Linked DNA regions of Mus musculus: regions 2 and 3 are each linked to region 1. Evidence: chromatin loops called from intact Hi-C (ENCODE). Cell type or tissue: left cerebral cortex. All regions are shown on one strand. Region 1 overlaps Dhx8 (DEAH (Asp-Glu-Ala-His) box polypeptide 8). Region 2 overlaps Nbr1 (NBR1, autophagy cargo receptor). Region 3 overlaps Nbr1 (NBR1, autophagy cargo receptor).

Evidence for each region. Hi-C counts contacts between places; a loop is a spot of excess contacts. Peaks named below come from ENCODE experiments on the same cell type or tissue, not always from the same donor. Only the 100,000 strongest peaks of a DNase experiment are listed, where the experiment ranks them.
Region 2: it touches region 1 in a loop (4-fold over the local background); 4 of 42 quality-filtered maps call a loop at or near these places.
Region 3: it touches region 1 in a loop (2.3-fold over the local background); 4 of 42 quality-filtered maps call a loop at or near these places.

The regions. Positions count from the first base shown.
Region 1 is chr11:101,753,328-101,755,827 of GRCm38, forward strand. It overlaps Dhx8 (DEAH (Asp-Glu-Ala-His) box polypeptide 8), which reads left to right. Exons shown (of 23, transcript NM_144831.2): 16 at 1-2; 17 at 1,405-1,545. Among named protein-coding and RNA genes, the nearest start is that of Dhx8, 22 kb to the left of the region's middle. In left cerebral cortex, no CTCF peak of the experiment used is centred here; a DNase peak (open chromatin) is centred at 1,044.
Region 2 is chr11:101,569,583-101,572,082 of GRCm38, forward strand. Nbr1 (NBR1, autophagy cargo receptor) reads left to right here. Exons shown (of 24, transcript NM_008676.3): 14 at 1-206; 15 at 1,702-1,851; 16 at 2,320-2,395. Among named protein-coding and RNA genes, the nearest start is that of Tmem106a, 11 kb to the right of the region's middle. In left cerebral cortex, a CTCF peak has its summit at 993; no DNase peak of the experiment used is centred here.
Region 3 is chr11:101,575,326-101,577,825 of GRCm38, forward strand. Nbr1 (NBR1, autophagy cargo receptor) reads left to right here. Exons shown (of 24, transcript NM_008676.3): 20 at 1-91; 21 at 978-1,084; 22 at 1,869-1,926. Among named protein-coding and RNA genes, the nearest start is that of Tmem106a, 5.7 kb to the right of the region's middle. In left cerebral cortex, a CTCF peak has its summit at 998; no DNase peak of the experiment used is centred here.

The DNA.
Region 1 (2,500 bases):
AGGTAACATGGGGCTGAAATGAAGTGGTTCCACATATCCTTAAGTCAAGTGGGGTACACAGCCAGGGCTCCACTTGTCACAGCCTCCCCAGTGATAGGATTACGTACACACGCCACTCTGCCTACCATTTTTATGTGGGTTCTAGGTATTAAACTTAGGTCTTCAGACTTTTAAGACAAGTACTTTATCAACTGAGCTATCCCCTGCCTTAATTTATCATTTTTAAGTTTAAAAATTTTATTTTTCAGCTGGGCATGGTGACATGTACACATCATGGTGCATGTGTGGGGTCAGAGGACACTTGCAGGAGTCAGTTCTTTCCTTCCACCATCATTGAAGTCGTCAGGCTTGGTGGCTTGTGTTTACCCACTGAGCCATCCTGCTAGACTCCGGATGTATTGTATTTTGTATATGGTTCATTACTTGATAGACATTAGGTTATTTCCACTTTGGGACACAGAGTACTTCTGCTGTGAACATGTGTTTACCAGTTTTCTCAGACGTGTGTTTCTCTGAGTATATTTTGGCAGTGGAGATAGATGGGAAAATACTCAGTGGGTGTCAGGAGGTAGAGGGGTGAAGGTAAGGGAAAAACCAGGCATGGCTCTCAGGCTTCTAACTTGCATAGCTGGGTGGCACGTGGTTCTCAGAGTTAGTCATGGGAGAAGGAGCAGGTTTGGGAGGGACAGGTGGGAGCTCTTCCTCTGCTCTGTGTCTGTGGGTTAGACTTGCTTCTAAGCAGGGCCTTTGTGGCTGTGAGGCAGGTAGATGCCTTTCAGGGCCAGTGAGATACTGGTGTGACGAGAGACATTTCCGTGCCTCCTAGCAAGGATTTTTCTAAGCAGTTGTGTTTTATGAGCTGAACCTCTGGGTAAAACCCAGTGGCAGAGCCAAGCTGAGAGTAATAATCTTCTAGATCAGAGAGCGCTGCACACACAAACCGTGACGTTCCTGTCCCTCGTGCTTCATTTTATGACGAGGAGGAAAGATCTAATCCTCCTCTTGTTCCACATATATGAACAGCCCATTTCGTAGTCCAGATGTCTCTGTGGGAGAAAGAAAAATCTCATTTTGCGGTGCTACATGTGATGCCAGGAAGTCTGTGCTTTCCCAGGGAGCTAGAAAATTAAAGTTATAGTAATCATCTGCTCTAGACAATGGTACACAGCTATTTATACCAAATGAGATTGGCTCTGAGCAGCGATGGCTCTTCTGTTTTACAGCTCTGAGGCACCACCCACTTCCAAAGGAACCCTTCAGATGCGGGCACCTTCCCCTCTGACCACTGGGGACCTGGACTGGGGTTAAATGTCAGGTGTCTAGAGGGAGATAGCAGATTCCTTGGGAGAGAGTACGACCTTCTCCAAACTCAGCTCACTTTGGCTCTGTCTTTCTCATCTGTAGGTGGTGATTGCCACCAACATTGCAGAAACATCTCTGACCATCGACGGCATCTACTATGTGGTTGACCCTGGATTTGTGAAGCAGAAAGTGTACAATTCTAAAACAGGGATCGATCAGCTTGTGGTGACACCTATTTCTCAGGTATGGCTGTGTCTGTCATAAGCTATTCTCAAAATTCTGGTGAGGGTCTTTCTGGGATTTGTTATGGTCCCTCCCTCCTTCGTTCTCTCCCTTCCTTTCTTTTCTTTTTTTAAATTTTATTTATTTATTTATTTATTTATTTATTTATTTATTTATTTATTATATGTAAGTACACTGTAGCTGTCTTCAGACACTCCAGAAGAGGGCATCAGATTTCGTTACGGATGGTTGTGAGCCACCATTTGGTTGCTGGGATTTGAACTCAGAACCTTTGGAAGAGCAGTCGGCACACTTAACCGCTGAGCCATCTTACCAGCCTTCTCCCTTCTTTTCTCATTTGTTTCAAGACAGGGCCTTGCCAGGATCTCTGTAAGTTCTAGACTAGCTCGGTCTGCATAGCAAGTTTCCAAGATGGCTAGGCTTTGCAGAGAGAACCCCTGTTTTTTTTTTTTTGCTGGGGGAAAAAAGAGTACTTCTTGCGTGTAACCTAAGCTGGCCTTAAATATGGTGCCTCACTTAATCTTTGCCCCCAAAAGTGAACAAAAGTGGGATGAGGAAAGGCTTCGTATGTTGTATGCTAGCCCTCTGTATGTGTTTCTCTCAGGATTAAATTTAGGCCCTATGTATGTTAGGCAAACACTCTATCATTTAGCTATATATTTATAATCCTTTTTAAAAAAAGATTTATTGGTTTATTGTTTGTATATGAGTATACTGTCACTCTCTTCAGACACACTAGAAGAGGGTATCAGATCCCATTACTGATGGTTGTGAGCCACCATGTGGTTGCTGGGGTTTGAACTCAGGACCTCTGGAAGAACAGTAAATGTTCTTAACTGCTGAGCCATCTCTGCAGCCCCTGTATTTGTAATCTTTAGGGTGAGACTTCAAAATATAATTGCCCCATAAATCCAAAGTTTTTTTTTTAAAGATTGCCATACACATGTTCAGTGTT
Region 2 (2,500 bases), 180 kb before region 1:
GGGTCGTGTCTGTGGAGTTCATCGCTCCAACCTTGGAGGGGACATACACTTCGCACTGGCGTCTCTCTCACAAAGGCCAGCAGTTTGGGCCTCGGGTTTGGTGCAGTATCATAGTGGATCCTTTTCCTTCCTCTGAGAGCCCTGATAATGTTGAAGGGGACAGGATCAGCTCAAGCAAAGCTGACGATTTCTCCTGTGAGCAAGAGGTGAGCACTTGGGCCATTGGCCCAGGCCCAGGTTATTTCCTCAGTCATAGGAATGTCAGGCTTGTGACACGTGCTTATATTGTAGTCCATGCACTTCGGAGGCTGAAGCAAGAATATTGCAGGCTCAAGACTAGTTCTTGCTAGGGACTGAGAGAGGGACCTGAACGTAAAAGAACTCACTGGTAGCTTGTTATTCTTGCAGATTTCCCAACAGTTTACTGTTTCTGAATTCCCATCAGTGTGTCAGAATATAGTATAGTTAACTTCTGAAGAGAGAGGGTCATTTGGATGGCAGTTTCAGAAGTTCCTGTCTGTGATTAGGCAGATCCAGTGCTTTCAGGCCTCTAGACTGGACTGACAACATACAGCATAGCAAAAACAAACAAACAAACCAGAAAACACACTTAGGCCAAGATGACAAGAGAAAGAGGAAGGGACCAGACCTAAGGATCTCATGTAAGGCTACACCTGAGAAACATTCATTGTCTAGTAATGCATTGCTTCTAGAGAAGCTAAAGCTAATATAAGCCTTTTCTTTGCTTACCTGCCTGCCTGCCTGCCTGCCTGCCTGCCTGCCTTCTTTCCTTCCTTCCTTCCTTCCTTCCTTCCTTCCTTCCTTCCTTCCTTCCTTCCTTCCTTCCTTTTCAAGACAAGGTTTCTCTGTGTAGCTCTGGCTGTCCTAGAACTCAGTCTGTTGACCAGGCCTCAAACTTGATCCACTTGCCCCTGCCTCCCAAGTGTGGGAATTAAAGGCATGCACCACCACCACAGGCTCTAGGGGGCAGGCTTTTAACATGGGGTTTATGGGTTTACTCCTCTATACATTATTATGCTGGTATTTGGCCTAGTCCTCAAGGTGTTTAGTGTCGTTAGGGTTCCGGTGCAGGCAGTCCCAGAGGACTTTTGTCTGTAATGGTGCTTGCTGCACCAGGAAAAGAAGGGTAACCTGACCGGGCGTGGTGGCGCACGTCTTTAATCCCAGCACTTGGGAGGCAGAGGCAGGCGGATTTCTGAGTTCGAGGCCAGCCTGGTCTACAAAGTGAGTTCCAGGACAGCCAGGGCTATACAGAGAAACCCTGTCTCAAAAAGAAAGGCAACCTGGCCTGCTGCTAAACTCCTGGTAGCGTTTCTCCTTAACACTCATCTCCTAGAGTATCCCTGAGCCCAAAGACATCTTCATCTGCCTGTTGCTTGCTGCAGTCTGTCGTTACTTTTTTGTTAGTGGAACAGACTGTACTGTTTGAACTTAGAGCTAACCAGTGTTAATTTCCTGGTTTGGGCTAACTGTACTTTCATTAAGTTGTAGAGGATGGTAGGTGAAAGAACAGTATGTGAACTCTTTACTGTTTCTGCAGCTTTTCTAGACGTCCCAAATAAAATAAAAAATGTAAATGTAGAGGTTCTGCTATGTTTTTATTTTAGGGGTGACCTTGTCAGCCTGGTGCTTGAGCTCTGTTGAGGTCCTAAAATATATCCCGATTATTTGTCCCTATAGGAAGCTTTTCTTCTAGCTGAAGAAGAGATTCCATTGGGTGAGGTGACAAAGCAGACAGAAGGGACAGGAGCCAGTGCCTCACAGAAGACAAGACGCGCTGCCAGTGAAAGGGAGCTGTACATTCCATCTGTGGACCTCCTGACTGCCCAGGTAAGCAGTCCGCGCTCGGAGGGACAAGGGCAGAGAGAGTGAGTCCTGACAAATGAGCTTTCACCTTGTTACTGAGAAGGTGCTGTAGCCTTCATGGTCCTGGGGAGTTAGAGATGGGCAGGCTGGATCCAGTATCTCATGAGGATAAGATGGTGCGTGGAGCAAGTTTCTAAACTGTTTGCTTCTGAGTGTGAAGCTCAGGCTTGTGCTTCCCCATGGCTTCCCTCCAGTGGTCTTGTAAGCTTAGCCTGCTTCACTCACCTGCCCACTGTCTCTTCTCCCCTGCCAGTTAGAGTTTGAGAACACCATGTTCCTGTTTAACTCTTCTAGTCACTTGGTTGAGGGGGGACATGAATTTAAATAGAATTGAATCCAGGCAATGTCCAGGAGACCTGATGGTCCATTCAGGAAAGAGCATGGCTCCCACTTGTGCTGCAGACACCTTTATTTGGCCATCTCTTTTTCTAGGACCTGCTGTCCTTTGAGCTGCTGGATATAAACATTGTCCAAGAATTGGAGAGAGTGCCACACAACACCCCTGTGGGTAAGATTGTCACTTCACTCATCTTGTTTAGGTGTTGGCATTACACGGTCTCTTCTTGGTCTGCTGTGCAGCGCTAGAGGACGAGGATCCCTCCCATTTTGTGAC
Region 3 (2,500 bases), 180 kb before region 1:
AGAGCATCAGCGACATCCTCACAACCTCACAGCCTCTGGACACGGTGCCTCTAGTCCCCGAGGTGGCAGGACTTCCAGCAGCATTGTCCAGGTACTGCTCAGCACCTCAGCCCCCCTGTTCTCCAGAGCTGGAATGACCAGCTTCATCTCCAAACCTTTCTTTTTCTATAATCTAAACTTAGGTGAATAAAAATTATACTCAGATTTCTCAGCACTTGTAAATTTGAGATTTAAACAAATGTTTGTTTTAGTTACCCTTACTTCCCTGAACATAGACTGTCTACTGACTTTTTTATAAAAAATCTTTAAATACAAACATCTCTGGATGATCCCTTTATGTTTTGATTCTTAAGTTGAGTAACTGTAACAAAAATGTGGGTGAAGGGCTGGAGAGATGGCTCAGCGGTTGAGAGCACTGACTGCTCTTCCAGAGGTCCTGAGTTCAAATTCCAGCAACCACATGGTGGCTCACAACCATCCATAATGAGATCTGACGCCCTCTCCTGGTGTGTCTGAGGACAGCTGCAGTGTACTTACATATAATGAATAAATATTTTTTTAAAAAAATGTGGGTGAGGATTTGTCAGCTCCAAGGTTTGCCTGGTGAGTGTGAGGGCCTGTTCAGCAGAAAAGCTCGAATCTTCCATGTGCTGCTCTCACAGGCAGAGATATGTATTAAGTAACTTACAGATATATACCACGTCTACTGGAGCTGGGTCATTGTCTCTACTATTCGTATAGAAAATGTGAGAGCCCTAAATATAATAAAGAGTGCTCAGGAAGGGAGAGGTGACCTGAATGAAGCCAGTTTCTCTAGCTGGATTGTGGCTAGAGAGGACATCAGAGAGTGGAACTCAGTCCTTCTGACCTTCACACTGCCAGATTCACACATGATGGGATCAGCAGCCACGCTGCTGCACTCTCCTAGTGCTTGTGGCTACTCTTCAGCTCACCTTCACTGTTCTCTCTTTCTAAAGGAGCGCCCCTTGTGGACAGTGTGAGTCATCAGGAGTGGATTCACCAGGAGTGGATTCACCAGCTACCATGCACGAAGTTCCCCCAGCCCCTGATGACATCAGAGGAGGTAAGCCAGGCTCTCTCCCTTGCTCCTTTCCAGTGGACGGACACCAGGTATGAAGAGGCTCTCCGTTTCTGAGACCCGTGGCCTTGTTCACAGACTTTGCCTCTCCCTCTTTCTGTATGCCTCCCTCATGCTCTGGGTTTCCACTCTTTGTTTGTTTTTTGTTTTTTGAGACAGGGTTCTCTGTGTAGCCCTGGCTGTCCTGAAACTCACTCTGGTCTCGAACTCAGAAATCCGCCTGCCTCTGCCTCCTGAGTGCTGGGGTTAAAGGCGTGAGCCACCACGCCCGGCCTGGGTTTCCACTCTTAAGCCTGTTGCAGACCTTGCAGAGGTGGGCACTGTGCTGTGCTGGGAAGAGCAGCCTTGGAAGCCAGCCAGCTCCAGCTCCAGTTTTGCTTTTCCTCACAGACTAATGCGGCAGCTCAGCTGGTTTGTGATGCCTTCAGGACTGCGCCCTTATTTTAGGTCTCAGGACTGTAGAACTGTGAAGGAGTCAGGAGGTCCCCACTCAAGGTCACTTCCTCTTCCAAAAAATGCCCAACCTAAAACTCTGCGAACTAACACATCAGGGTTACAGGATTAGAGGGTTATTTTTCTACTCAATGATGTCCCCAGCATTTCTAGACAATTTGTCTTCCTCTGTGACTTAAATCAGCCACAGACCTTTCTAAAACTTAAAAGAGGAAAAGAAAGGAGAAAAAAACTAAAGACACCCCCATTAACTTGCCGCCTGCCTTGATAATAGCTTGTGGGTGCTGCAGCTAACCAACAGCTCTTTTGCTTTTAGAGCCCAGAGGCTCAACAGGACTCGCAAACAGCAGACAGAGGAGCTGTGACCACTCAAGGTAACGACCTTGTGAAGTCTCTTCTTGAGAAACAGGAAGACATCCCAGCATTGCTTCTGCTTGAATGAGCCTCTGAGAGCAGGTGGCGAGCACCTTAAATGAGCACCTTCCAAGCACAGGAAGGAGCACCCTCATTCCTCCTTGTTCTTACGTCTGACACTTATGAGCACCACCGGCAGAGAGCTAAAGCTCATGCTTAAGTGCATCACTTTTTAGGGATTACCCTGAAATCCACCTCACCTGTAATGCCCAAGAAGACAAGCAGGCCAAGCCCCAGGTGCATCTAGCTGGTTTTCTTACATACCGCTGCCTCTCTGGTCCCTGCCGTCTCAGATCAGAATCCAGAAAAATCACATTTCCTTTGCCAGGTTTTCTCTGAGATGTACAGACAGATGGCTGATATCCAGGTGTGCCCATGACCACATTAATTTTCAGCTGGGATGGAAAACTGGCGTAGTAACTAGGGTGTGCGTTTCCTGCAGTACTCAGGTCTTCTGCCAGCCGAGCCAGAGCCCTGCAGCAAACCAAGATCTGTAGCTATGAAAACATTTCATTCTCTCTTTTTACATCTGAT